Regions from separate parts of the Homo sapiens genome. Here region 2 is linked to region 1. A link is a loop called in an ENCODE intact Hi-C map of the cell type or tissue named here. Cell type or tissue: heart right ventricle. All regions are shown on one strand. Each heading gives the region's core, and the rest is flanking DNA. Links, peaks and the distances in the headings are about the cores only. Region 1 overlaps SGMS1 (sphingomyelin synthase 1). Region 2 overlaps SGMS1 (sphingomyelin synthase 1).

The links. Peaks named below come from ENCODE experiments on the same cell type or tissue, not always from the same donor. Only the 100,000 strongest peaks of a DNase experiment are listed, where the experiment ranks them.
Region 2: it touches region 1 in a loop (2.3-fold over the local background); 1 of 110 quality-filtered maps calls a loop at or near these places.

Annotation. Positions count from the first base shown.
Region 1 is chr10:50,370,918-50,377,802 of GRCh38, reverse strand. All of the region lies in intron 6 of SGMS1 (sphingomyelin synthase 1), which reads left to right. Among named protein-coding and RNA genes, the nearest start is that of ASAH2, 120 kb to the right of the region's middle. In heart right ventricle, for the core only: no CTCF peak of the experiment used is centred there; no DNase peak of the experiment used is centred there; H3K27ac peaks cover 2,802 bases.
Region 2 is chr10:50,521,641-50,528,525 of GRCh38, reverse strand. The region is part of intron 2 of SGMS1 (sphingomyelin synthase 1); the gene reads left to right. Among named protein-coding and RNA genes, the nearest start is that of SGMS1, 99 kb to the left of the region's middle. In heart right ventricle, for the core only: no CTCF peak of the experiment used is centred there; no DNase peak of the experiment used is centred there.

The DNA.
Region 1 (6,885 bases), core at 1,108-5,107:
TGAGAAGCAAGGAACAAATTCTTTCCCAGGGCCTCCAGAGGGAGTATGTCCCTGCTAATACTTTGATTTCAGACTTCTGGCCTCCAGACTGATAATGCATTTCTGTTTAAAGCCCCCCAGTTTGTGGTTATTTGTTACAGCAGCCGCAGGAAACTAATGTATCATTCTGAGGTCCCCCAAATCTCAACCCATTGCAGTTCAAGATAGAGTCCAAAATCTCATTAGCTGAGAAGTATGGCGTACCAGAAAAGAAGTGACTACTGTAATAAAAGGCATACATCTAAAGATTAGAAGACATGATGAAAACATCTTCCATCAGTGCTATAGTTTGAATGTTTGTCCCCTCCAAAATTCTTGTTGAAAGATAATTCCCAGTGTAACAGTATTGAGAGATGGGCCCTCTAAGAAGTGATTGAGTTATGAGGACTCTGCCCTTATGAATGGAGTAACCCATTCATTAATTAATAGATTAATGGGTGAATGGGTTATCATGGGAGTGGGTTAGTTATCATGAAAGTGGATCCGTTATAAAAGCCAGTTTGGCTCTCTCTTGTGAGTCATCTCACCCTGAGATGCCTTCTGACATGTTTTGATGCAGCATGAGGCCCTCACCGGAAACCAACCAGATGTAGCTGCCTGAGCTTGGACTTCCCAGTTTCCAGAATCATGAACCAAAATAAACTTTTTTTCTTTGTTAACTACCTAGTCTCAGATATTCTGTTCTAGCAACAGAAAACAGGCTAAGACAATCAGCAAGTAGAATGTATCAGAACATTTCCAGGGAGACTGTTGCAAGAAGTTCTTAAACTGATAATTCCTTACTGCCTTTCTTAGTCTAATGTTGTGCTCACTCTGGATATGAGTAACCTTTTTTCATGGAAATTGTTTCTGTAGAGCTGCCCATCTTAAAAAATGCCCATTGACATTATTCACAATAGCAAAGACTTGGAACCAACCCAAATGTCCATCAGTGATAGACTGGATTAAGAAAATGTGGCACATATACACCATGGAATACTATGCAGCCACAAGAAAAGATGAGTTCATGTCCTTTGTAGGGACATGGATGAAGCTGGAAACCATCATTCTCAGCAAACTATCGCAAGGCCAAAAAACCAAACACCGCATGTTCTCACTCATAGGTGGGAATTGAACAATGAGAACACTTGAACACAGGAAGGGGAACATCACACACTGGGGCCTATCGTGGGGTTGGGGGAGCAGGGAGGGATAGCATTAGGAGAAATACCTAATGTAAATGATGAGTTAATGGGTGCAGCACACCAACATGGCACGTGTATACATATGTAACAAATCTGCACGTTGTGCACATGTACCCTAGAACTTAAAGTATAATTTAAAAAAAATGCTCATTGATAGAATCTGGGGGAATCTCTTTAAAGAATCAGTTGCCCTATCTAACTCAGCCGGGAGGTCGAGGGACTCTCTGGTTCCTAATTGTAAGAAGATGTCTGTTAAGGTGAAACCAGCAAGAGTAAGGCACATCTTTAGGGACTGGTGACAGGTAATTCACTTCAAAACAAAAATCCTGTATTTCTGTTTGTGGTCTTTTGTGCATTTTAGTGTATATCCTCTATCCCCACACCACAGCGAACATACCCCCCTCTGAAGACATGGCTTGTGGTACATTGTTAACTGCCATGTGAAAGTGCTTTCACCTCTTAAAAACAAATTTGTTTTGCATTTCTTGGATTTTGCCCAGCAAATCTACCTTTTAATTAGAAGAAATAAAAGCATGAGACCAAACCTTTGACTTATAAGAGTAAAAAAGTAAAAATAAACAAATGCCGGCTGCAGTAGTACTCACTTGTAGTCTTAGCTACTCCGGAGGCTGAGGCAGGAGAATTGCTTGAATCCAGGAGTTTGAGTCTAGCCTGGACATCATAGTGAGACCCCATCTCTTAAAAAAATGTGAGGAAAACTAGTTAGGGAAAAAAGGGTTATTTTTATTTTCATATCATTCTAAGTCTTTACATACATCTTGTATGCTTTGCTGTTTTGAGGTCTGTACACTTCCACATGTGATCAAATAATTTAATCTGGGCACACTAGTGTTTGCCTTCTGCCATCTATACTACTTCCGATCTTTCACGTCTGTGTGGAACTTCAGCCAGGCTGTGAAGCTACAAGGACAAGCCCTTCTCAATCTGATACCACCTGACTCCTCTCTCTTCCATTCTGTCTTGAAAGAAATGTGTCCCACTCTGCAAAACAGCTTGTCCCCTGATCATTTCTCCCATGGTGGCCAAACCCTCCTTCTCAAGATTTGTGCCTTGGCCAACTAATAAATTACAGTGCTCTCACCCCCTGTCTTTATTTGAATCCACTCCAGTTGATAGCTATCATGAGCCATGCCTGCTACAAGGTAATGCCTGACTCTTAAAAATTCCTCCTCTCTACATCAAGTTTGATGCCTTCTGTGTTCTCAACCATGACCCATTTTACAAATCCATGTGCTCAATGTTCTGTGACTAGACTAACAAGCACCAGTCACACCCTTAAATCTTTTTGTCTCTTAGGTTGTTCTAGCCCAGAAATCTCTACCTTGTCTGCCTTCCCACCTCTTATGTTGTAGTCATCACCAGTCCCTCAAGACAGCCACCAAACCTGTTCTCCTTTCAAGCTCCAGGAAATTACCTAATCCCACTTCCTTACTTCTTTCTGCTTGGTTGCCCAGGCTCCCTAACCTAACCTGTGGTCACAGTTTTTTTAATAGTCTTGACCACAGCCCTAGAATTTCTTGTTCCCTCTGTCCTGAGTTCTGCAAATTCTGTTATCCCCATCCTCAATCCTAGATTATCTTACTTTTCACCTGCCTCGGGCTGCGAAGGCATTAAACAAGTAAAATACAGAGTATGAAAGGTTGTGGTCAAGGGACATTCAGTTGATATTAAGGATATTTGAACAGAGGCTTGAAGTAGGCAAAGGAGTGAGCTATGAGGATATCTGGGGAAGAATATTCCAGAAGAAGGGCCCTCAAGTGCAAAGACTCAGGTAGAGCATAGTAGGCATATTAGAGAAACAGTGGCCAGAGTGGTTGAAGTGAGAATGGGCAAGTGGGGAGAGGCTGGATGAGTGAGGATTCTTAAGAGGAGGGAAGAGGATGAGGTCAGGAAGGTAGCAGGAACCAGATCACTTGGGACCTTATGGAGCCTAGTAAGAAAGAGGTTTGGTTTTTTTACTTGGAGTGAGATCCAGCACAAAGGGTTTTGAGCATAGAAGTGATTTTAAAGAGGCAAGGGTAGAAACAGACCACACAGTGTTAGAGGTGATTGGTTTCTGGATATATTTGGAAGATAAAGCTGATAGGATTGCTCTAATAGATTAGATAATGGGGGTGGGGGTGGGGGGAGCACAGATTGGAGAGAGTGCACTCTCATATGTACTCACCAGCTGGGAGTCTTTGCCAGAGCAAATGACAGAATGGAATTGCAATTTACTAAGCTGAAGAAGGCATGCAGGAGGAGTTGGCTTGGAGGAGAAGAGCAGGAATTTGGTTTTGGACGTTTTAACCTAGTTAGGCAGCAACCATGGTGTATGTTTCTTTGTGGTTCACTGAATGCCCAGGACAATGCTTTGTGCATAGTAGGTGCTTAGTAAATGTTTGATTTTATTTTGATTCAGTGATTTGGCTTTTGTAAATATATATTAATATAATCAGTCATTAGCTGCTTAGTGCTGGCCTGCTTTGTGCCAAAGAGAAAAGCTCATTAGGTTTATAAATAGAAGATAAATTTCAGCTGTGTCTTCAGTGCAATTGATGTGGCTATGCCTTTGCCAGAGTGCTTTCATAATCTGTTCTCTGAATGCTGATCAAATTCTTATAATGAACAGGATGTCTATATAATGTGTACTTAGCTTCTTAATATTATGTGGATAGTTTGACTCCTCTACCATAGGAGTAGCACATGGTCAAGATGTGGAATAGATACCTATGGGACTGCTAATGGTTATTTTATGGTAAGAAAGTAGTTTCCAGAAATAATTTTAGAAGCCATTGTTGGGTATTTCTAGGTGCTAGATTTTTACCTCTTGTACTGACAGAATCTTTTTCTCCCAATGTGGTATTAATACATAATTGCCGCTCTTAGTCATTTTTCCAGTTTTTATCTTTATGACTGACGTTTTGTTCTTTTACAAATTAAATCCGTATTTTTCCTTGTTCCTTATTTGTCTTTTATACTGAAGTAACCTGTGACATTTGAAAGTTAAATTGTTTGATCTTACAGTTTACATCTTTAGATCATTTGACAAAATCTTGAAAAGCTTTTAATGAGCCATGCCACTGTCTCAGGTTATGATCACATAATGCTCTCATCATATATGAAACTGACTTTTCATCAAATGGTTTGGGTATTAATGCATCCAGAATTTTGAAAAATTGAACATTCCATGATCAGGGCGTTAAGACAACTTAGGACAGTGATGCCTGCAGTTCTATTTTAGTGCGTAGGACCTGTTTGGGAAGGAATAATTAAGGACATGCCATCCTGATACTGTGTTGCTCAGATGTGCCTGTATTATCTTATTATTCCTACCAGTGTCTCAGTTGCTCATACAAATTAATGAACAACTCATCTGTAAAGGATGTGGAAATTATCATACTTTCAAAAGCTTTTGGGAAACATCTATAAGGGCCTGTGTTTAGGTTGTATTTCCTATGATGATACCCTTAGAAATCTGATTAAATATACTGCTGAGGAGGATTTTGATAGCTTTGAAAAGAATGAAGGCTAAATTTTATGTGGAAGATGGCTATATATACAATCTGAAGAAAAAAGTCAACTATTTTATCATTGTACAAATGTGAAATAATGTTTTGAATATTTTTTTTATATTATAGCATTGACTTTGGATTTAAGTTTCCTTTTCTTATAGCAAAGAATAAAAAAATTAGGAACCTCTCTGGACCTTCTCTTAAGGTTGACTGATTCCCTTTATATATTTAAGAAATTTTTTACCAAGGCCAGTAGGGCTCACTGATTTTTTCTCCTCCTTGAGCAAATCTCAAAAAGAAATGGTATGATTAAAGGAGGTATATACTTTCCCATGTAAAAATCTTAGCTGTGTGTGTTTTTTGTTTTTTTTTGAGACAGAGTCTTGCTCTGTCACCCGGGCTGGAGTGCAGTGGCATGATCTGGGCTCACTGCAAGCTCCACCTCCTGGGTTCACGCCTTTCTCCTGCCTCAGCCTCCGAGTAGCTGGGACTACAGGCGTCTGCCACCATACCCGGCTAATTTTTTATATTTTTCGTAGAGATGGCGTTTCACCATGTTAGCCAGGATGGTCTTGATCTCCTGACCTCGTGATCCACCCTCCCCGGCCTCCCAAAGTGCTGGGATTACAGGCGTGAGCCACCGTGTGCCCGGCCTATTAGCTGTGTTTTTTAAGAGATTACTTATTTTTAAAAATTAATTTTCTTTGATGAAATCTCCAGTTTATAGGTTTGTTCTTTTTTATATTTGGGGAAAAGTAAGTTTTAAGGAAGTTAATATAATAGGTCTCATACTGTGAAGAATCTAGATTTAATAAGTATGTTATGATCAAACGTAGTTGGCCACCTTCTTTCTCTAGTATTCGCTTTTTGTTGTTCATGAAACGTATTTATATTGACTGCCTAGCATGTGCCGGGCACCGTGCTAGCTCCTGGGAATACAATAATGAAAAATACAACCAAGGGACCTTCCCTTATGGAGCTTTGATTCTGGTAAGGCAGAAAGACATTCAGCAAGTAAGATTATATAGATAAGAGTGCGGTGGTTTGAATGTGTTCCCCAGAGTTCACGTGTTGGAAACTTAATCCTGAATGCAATGTGTTCTGAGGTGTGACCTTTAAGAAGTGGTTCAAACAGGAGGGCTCTTCCTTCATGAATGGATTAATGCCATTATCACAGGAATGGTTCCCTTATATAAAAGGATGAGCTCACCCCCTCTTTGCCCTTTTGCCTTCCACCATGGGATGACGTAGCAAGAGGGCCCTCACTAGATGCCAGTCCCTTGAGATTGAACTTCCTAGCCTTCAATTCTGTTACAGCAGCACAGAATGTACTAAGTCAGAGAGGATGCTCAGAGAAGGCTTATTTGAAGAGACGACATGGGAGTGGAGGCCTGAATATTGACTGGAAGCCCATCATGTGAAACATAGGGTGGAGGTGTTCTAGGTGGAGACAATAGCATGTTCAAAGTCTGTGAGGTAGGAACTACAAGTAGTCCAAAGTAATTGAAGTATAGTGTGCAGTTGTAGAACTCCACCATACAAAGGCAGGAATGGTCTTGTACAATATGAAATAATGAAGTGTGGGTTTTATTTTAAGAACAGTGGGAAGTTACTGCAATAATTCAAAGATGAGAATTACACAGTTTTAAAAGTTCTCTTGCTGCCTTGTGCAGTTTGGGTTTGGATGGGATAGGGTGTGTACGGGAGCAGTATTGAGGAAGCTTTGGCAGTAATTCTGATGAAATGTAATGCCACCTGAACCATGGTGGTTACAATGGAAAGGAGAGTCATGCGTGGCATAACGACATTTTGGTCAATGACAAATTATCTGTACAATGGTGGTCCCAAATGATTATAACACAGATGAAAAAACCTATATAGCCTACTGGTGTAATAGCTGTCCTAACATCCTAGTGCAACACATTACTCACATTTGTGATGATGCTGGTCTAAACAAACCTACTGCACTGCCATCCGTATAAAAGCATAGCATATATAATTATGTACCTTACATAACACTTGATAATGATAGTATTTGGCTCTGTTAATGGTTTATGTATTTGCTATGGTGTACCTTTTATCATTATTTTAGAATGTGCTCCTTCTACTTATGTATTTTAAAAAGTTAACTATAAAGCAAGTCCTTC
Region 2 (6,885 bases), core at 1,906-5,905, 150 kb before region 1:
ATGCTTTGTGGAATGGCTATGTTTCTGACTGCCTCACTGGTAAGTCTTTTGGTTTTAAGAATAGTCCCTGCTGTGTATTGATAGTGTGACCTGGAGTCAATCATTTAACCTCTGAGAGGCTCAGAATCCTCATATGTAAAATCAGTACCATTTGACAAACCCCCGAGTGGTTTTTGAAGATTGAGTAAAATCTGTGTTGTACCTGTTACAGGACTGAGGACAGAGTCGTCCCTCAATACACAGCTGCTCTTACCTCATAAGATGAAAGAATTTTTTATTCTCTAGCATTTTGAAACACAGATTTATCATACTTTTTGGGCTCTAATAATTCATACTTATTGATATCATAAATGAATCCACAATGTATTTCAAATCCTGTAAGTTGCATACTTTTTGGTTTATAGACTGATATTGTGTACTTGGTACTCTTAAATATTACTTAGGAATGAATCTTGAAGCAAAATAGCAGCAACAATTTATTTATTTAGTATTTTTATTATTTTATTTATTTAGTACTTAGAGCCATGTCCTACAACTAAACTCTTTCATAAATTTTCTCATTTAATCCTTAATATGAGGATATTGAAGAGAGAGGTCAAGTAATTTATTTGTTGAAGACCACAGAGCTGCCGTTGGAGGACCTGCCAATCAAATCCAGGCATGTCTGACTTCTAAGCCCATATTCTTAGCCCTCTTCTTTCCCTGCAGCATGTGTTAAATAACTGAGAAGATGGCTCTTCAAGGTGACAGACACAAGTGTTTTTTGGATGACTTTCAGTCTGGGTTGCTACGGAGTGCTTAAACACATCATTTTGTAGTTAAAGGCCTTTTCTTCTTCCTGTTATGTGTCAAGATAGCACAAGTAACCCACAAACGCCACACTTTATTTATGTTCCTACTGGGCCCTTATCATAGTCTGTTCTCACTCTAGTTCTTAGCGGACACGTCTAGGGAGAGGCAGCGTATCAAGTGGCTAGGTGCCTAAGACTCTGAAACTAGATAGCCAGGAGCTGAATCTCAGCTCTGCCAATTACAGGCTGTGCAACCGAGAGCAAGTTATATTTTCTCTCTGTGCCTCAGTTTCTCATCTGTAAATTAGGGATAATAAGTAATACTTTAAAGGGTTGTCTTGAGGTTTAAAAGAGTAAATATATATGTTTACAAGTGTGTGCATGAACACATACACACATGTTGCTTGCAGCACTGCCTGGCATATGGGGAATATTCCACAAGTGTTGGTGATTAACAATAAGGTGATGATGTCCTTTGAGCAATGCTATGGGCTGCACCATTTTCATTTTGACTTTCCCCACAGAGGCCTACCCCACTGCTCCATGCTTGATGGGCACACCGTCAATGTCTACTTACGGAGTGGATGGCTGTGGATGAGCTGCATGGTTGAATACATGGCCAGTTCTTTTTCTTTTCTTTCTTTCTTTTTTTTTTTTTTTTTTTTTTTTTTGAGACAGAGTCTCACTCTGTCACCCAGCTGGAGTGCAGTGGCGATATCTCGGCTCACTGCAACCTCCACCTCACAGGTTCAAGCGATTCTCCTGCCTCAGCCTCCCAAGTAGCTGGGACTACAGGCACATGCCACCATGCCCAGCTAATTTTTGTATTTTTAGTAGAGACAGGGTTTCACCATGTTGGCCAGGATGGTCTCGATCTCTTGACCTCGTGATCCACCTGCCATGGCCTCCCAGAGTGCTATGATTACAGGCGTGAGCCACCGTGCCCGGCCAGCCAGTTCTTTTTCATCTTGAAGTTATATTACTCTCATTGACCTAAACACCCTCTCTTGCCTTTAACAGAATCAGGGATTGAATAACAGGAAGAAGTTGACCCAAGTAAAGTTAAAATTATTTGGCAGTAATAATAGCTAACATTTATGAAGTGCTTGCTACATGATAGGCACAGGGTAAATAAGATTAACTAAACTGAATCCTTTCTCAAACCTCATAAAGCAGTTATTATCCTATTTTGTAAGTGTAAGTTTAATTTGCATTGGTCTTATCCCTGTAGTCAAGAGGTTGTGCATTGAAACAGGGAGATTGTGTGTCTGTATGGTTTAGCTCTGTGTCCACACCCAAATCTCGTGTTGATTTGTAATCCCCATGTGTCAGGGGAGGGACCTGGTGGGAGATGATTGGATCATGGGGGCAGATATCCCCCATGCTGTTCTCATGATAGTGAGTTCTCATGACATCTGATGGTTTGAAAAGTGTGGCACTTCCCCCACCGACCACCCCCTCCTGCTGCCATTAGAAGAAGGTGCTTGCTTCCCTTTCGCCTTCTGCCGTGATTGTAAGTTTCCTGAGGCCTTCCAGTCATGCTTCCTGTTAAGCTTGTGGAACTGTGAGTCAGTTAAACCTCTTTTCTTCATAAATTACCTAGTCTCAGGTAGTTTTCTTAGCACTTTGAGAACAGACTAATACACACGTGAATCCCACAGCACTAGCAGAGCTGGGCTTCCCCTCAGGCCTCCCTGAGTGACTTTTGGCCTGTAGCGAAGCACTCAATAAATGGTTGTATTATTGATTATTATCGCAACTTCTGAGGCAAAAATCACATATTCTACAGGAATACCAATTTGAGAGTTCTACGTTTTAATAATTAACATAGCAACCTTTGTCATGGGTGTACAAACTATAGACTCCTTAGTTAAAATGTCTTGCTTTGGAGAAAGTCATTGTCTTAAAGCTGAAATTCTTATGCTTTAGGCTAAAGTTGTTTTCACTGCTCTGTCTTTGGTGGAAATGGAAAAATGCTATCCATTGCTCATAGCAGAGTAGTGCTTAAAATGATGGTAAGTGGTAGAGTCTCCCTTGTTTTCCCTAGACAAAACTTTCTCTGGGAATTTCGTACCTCAAATTATGTTTCAGTGATTTTTACTTTTCTACTTTTGATTCTTTTCTGTTTTTCAATTTTCCCAAGAAGTGTAGAGCCCAGCATTGATAACTTTGACTTTGCTTGATTTTTATTTTGAAGTGAGGTTAACATCTTCCAGTCAAGGTCCAAGAGACCAAGCATCTTGGTCTCTACCAGTGAAGAAGGGTAACCTGCTTGAGTGATGCCTGTACTGAAATATTGATCCTCTCTGCCTTGCTCTTCATGAGGCTGTCTGGGTGGCATTTGGAAGGAGCACATCATCAGCATTCCTGTTCATGCCTCCTTTACACCCACCTTCACAATCTAGAGCCAGAAACGGGCATATTGGATCTGCGGCACACAGGGCTTAGATGGGGTACAACAGAATTTTTCCTATTCACTAATCTTCACTCATTCAATTTGTGTAGGAGCCAACATGTAACTCCAATAGAGGATGCTATTTGTTACCCAGTATAAGAACTTCTTGAGGATGGAATTGATTTAATTATTCAAATATTCCAGATTCTTTCCTCTGAGAGCTCTTCTTAATCTTTGATTTAATGCTTTTTCTCTAATCCCTAGTAAGAAAATTCTTTCCTATTTCCACCGCTTCTTTTAAACATTATTTTGCTTGAGCCATGTGTATATTACTTGATTCTTAGAAATTGCTGATCACCCTGTCTTGGTAAAATATTTTGGTCTTTATTATGGGCATATCGTTGATGTTAGTTTATAGGTCTCTTTTTGCACCCTCTTCTGAAGGATTCTGATGAGTTACTCTCATCTTATTTTTACCCTTTCAGTGTTGTCATAGGGTCACCATTGACATTCTGGGCCTTTTGCCTGGAAGTACCTATTATGCTGTTAATTTTTCAACTAACTATGTTTCATGCTGTTTGTAATGAAAAGCCTATGAGCTCTGTGGCTCCAGCACTCCCCAGCTGCGTGACATTGGGACGCTGTGTAGTCTTTCTTCATGTTTGCTCATCTGTAAATGGGCTGATAATAATAAATATCACCTACTTTACAGACTTAGTAGTAGCACTAAATAAGATCATACATGTTAAGTGCCCATCCATGCTTAGCATATCAAAAGCACTCAGTGAAGTTTATTTATTATAAAGGTGAGCATAGGGCTGGGGCACTAACCCAGCTTTGAATGGTTAGCATGAAAAAATTTTCACAGTCAAGAGAAGAAAGGAGGAAAAGGGTATTTCATGAAGGGGAATAGCTACAAGTTTTTCACTAGTGATGGAGCATAAAGTGTTAGGAGACGAAATGGTAAGGGGGACTGGGAGCAGTTCATGGAGGTCTTGTTTTATCAAGCCCAGAGGCTCAGACTGCATTTCTGGGAAATGGGTTGCACAGAAGAATTTGTACCTCATTAGGGTGCTGGACACATGCAGACTTGAGGAAACAGAATTCAACAAGATCTACAGGAGACATTGTGATCTGTGAAAAGACTGTTCTAAGAGCCCCAAGAATATTAGGAATGCCTGGACAGTGAGGGGTACAAAAGGACAATAAAGCATTTTGTTTACATCAGATGCTCACTTTTAAGATCTAGGGGACCTGAAGTAGAACCAAAGAAAGGTATAACTTGTCATGCATTGATTCCTTTTGAGAAAATGAATTAGATGAGCTGAAATGTGGATTTCTAATATGAAGAAATTCTGCCCAAGAAGTAGCAAGAGGGTGTCCCACATTTCAGTCTGCAAACTGTGTTTGGAATGCTGCGTGTGTGTGTGCGCATGTGCACACGTGTGCCTTGAGCACAAATCTACTGGCTTGTGCAGGGAAAGACTTGTTCTCCATTTTCCTGTGATTACAAAATCATCTTTTCTCACAGTATTTGATAAAATATTATTCTTCTTTGCTAATATTGATTAGCTTTGTATCTGGGGTTGCAAGTTTTATTTTTGACTGTTTATTTTCTAATTATTTTCTCAACAGTGGTTATAAGTAGACATGGAAATACACCAGAAAATGATTTATATGAAAAGGATTCTTTTCTCCATCCCTAAGAATATGCACATAAACAAGAGAAATTAAGAAGAGCAACTAACTTTCATTACTTAGGGTAGGCTCTACTGTTTTGTTATGCCAGTAGGAGGAAGAGTTATGGAAATAAATGTAAATGCATGTTAGGGTGATAGCCAGCTGGCTATCTGAAGTGAGCTTTTTGGAAGAAACAGGGACATTTCCTTGTCATTTGTTTGCAATTGCCCCACTAATAGAGAACATTTTTCTTGCTACAGTGTTGTGCTTAAGGTAAGCACATACATTTGTAAGAAACAGATTGTTAGAAAGTGAGTTTCTTTGAAATCTTTAAGTAAAGAGCATTTATTATACATTGAAAGTATTTGAGTCTTAACCCTTCCCAGTAGAGCAGACCTGTCTTCCTCAATCATCATTTACTATTAAAGGCATAAAGAGAAAAAGAGAGAAGTAATGGGTGCTGGTCTTGCCTCCTAAGGTAAACAACTAGAAAAAAGGACTACTATCTATGAGGCTGTGGTTTTCAGGCAGTGAACAGCAGGCATCCGGAACTGTGATCCTTGAGAGAAGAGAATCACAAGAGGGGGACTCACATTTGCCCTGGTTTCCTGCTTGAACACTTTCCCCGCTGTGATATAGGGAGGTGAACCCTAGCAGAGCATGGTGGTCTCATAGCATTGAGAAAGCAGAGACTGGAGTTTAAGGCTGCTGAAGTGGCTGAGATTTGTATGGCAGGGTACTGGAGAGGAGGGAGCTACTTGAGGGGTGAGGCCCTGCAGAGAGCAGCTGCTACTAGGCTAAGAACAGAATGGCGGTACCAGAGGTCATGTATTACTGAGAAAGATTGGGTTTCTGGCCTAGCCAAGGTGAAGAGACCTTGCTGAATACCTTAGCCATTCTACCGAGACATCACATAGCCATTCTGTTGAGACATCACATCCTAGGAATAAAGACCATCCATACCTTACAGTAAGGGCCATAAGCTTGGACTAAGGACATAAGTGAAATAGACTCATCTTAACCAAGTGTAAAATGAAGCTTGGCAGGATCAAGAGGACCCACCAGTAATTTAGCTGCCACCAGAGCCAAACTGAACACCCTCCAATTGTTTACCTTATAATGGAAAGAAGCATGCAAAGTAACAGGGGATTGTGACTCATATTCAAAATAATAATCAATAGGTATGAACAATGACTATAAAAGTGGGTAATACCAGATTTTGGTCTCTAACAGCATTCTCCTTGGAAAGGAACCAGTGCTTTTTGGAGAATTGACAGGATCCAGGTTAGAGACAGGGTAGATACAAGATGAGCCCATAACATTTTTTTTTTAATATCAGAAAGTAAGGGAATAAAAGTAAGAAAATATTTTTAAAAGATGGAGTATGTCACAGGGATAAAGGAGCCAGCTTGAAGGGCTTCCCACTGGCTAAGTCTGAGACAGCTGGAGCACCAAAATACTTAAGTACAAGGATAAATTATAAGTCACTGAAAAAATAGGACTTCATGTATCTCAGGTGATCATAAATAGATATATTGGTAAACAATGTATAATGCTGAGTAATGAATGGTAATATGGAGGGATTGCTGGAGTTGGAAAAGTCAGCATGTTGCAGCCATCACAGTATAAAGTTTTTATCAGGCAGACATCACTAATGGATACTAAATCTAGGGGGAAATTTTGATGAGGGACAAGATATTTACATGGTCTTAAAGTGTCTTCCCACAGATTACTTGTTAGCTGCAAGGGAAAAAGTAGTAATTTTTCATTGGAAAAGTTGGACAACACCTTGGCTGGGTGATCAAAATTAGCATAACCAAGCTGGGGCAGATAGACTTTTTGTGCCTTTAGATGTGATATCCAGAGAAGAAAATATCACTTTTGTAGTTTTCTGAGAATGCAGAAAACTACACGATTATTCTGAACTGAATCCTCAGGAATCACCTGAGGAAATGTCATGAAAGTCAAAATAGAGATGTTCTATTAATATAAAAAGGGGGAGAGGCTATATTCTTCTAA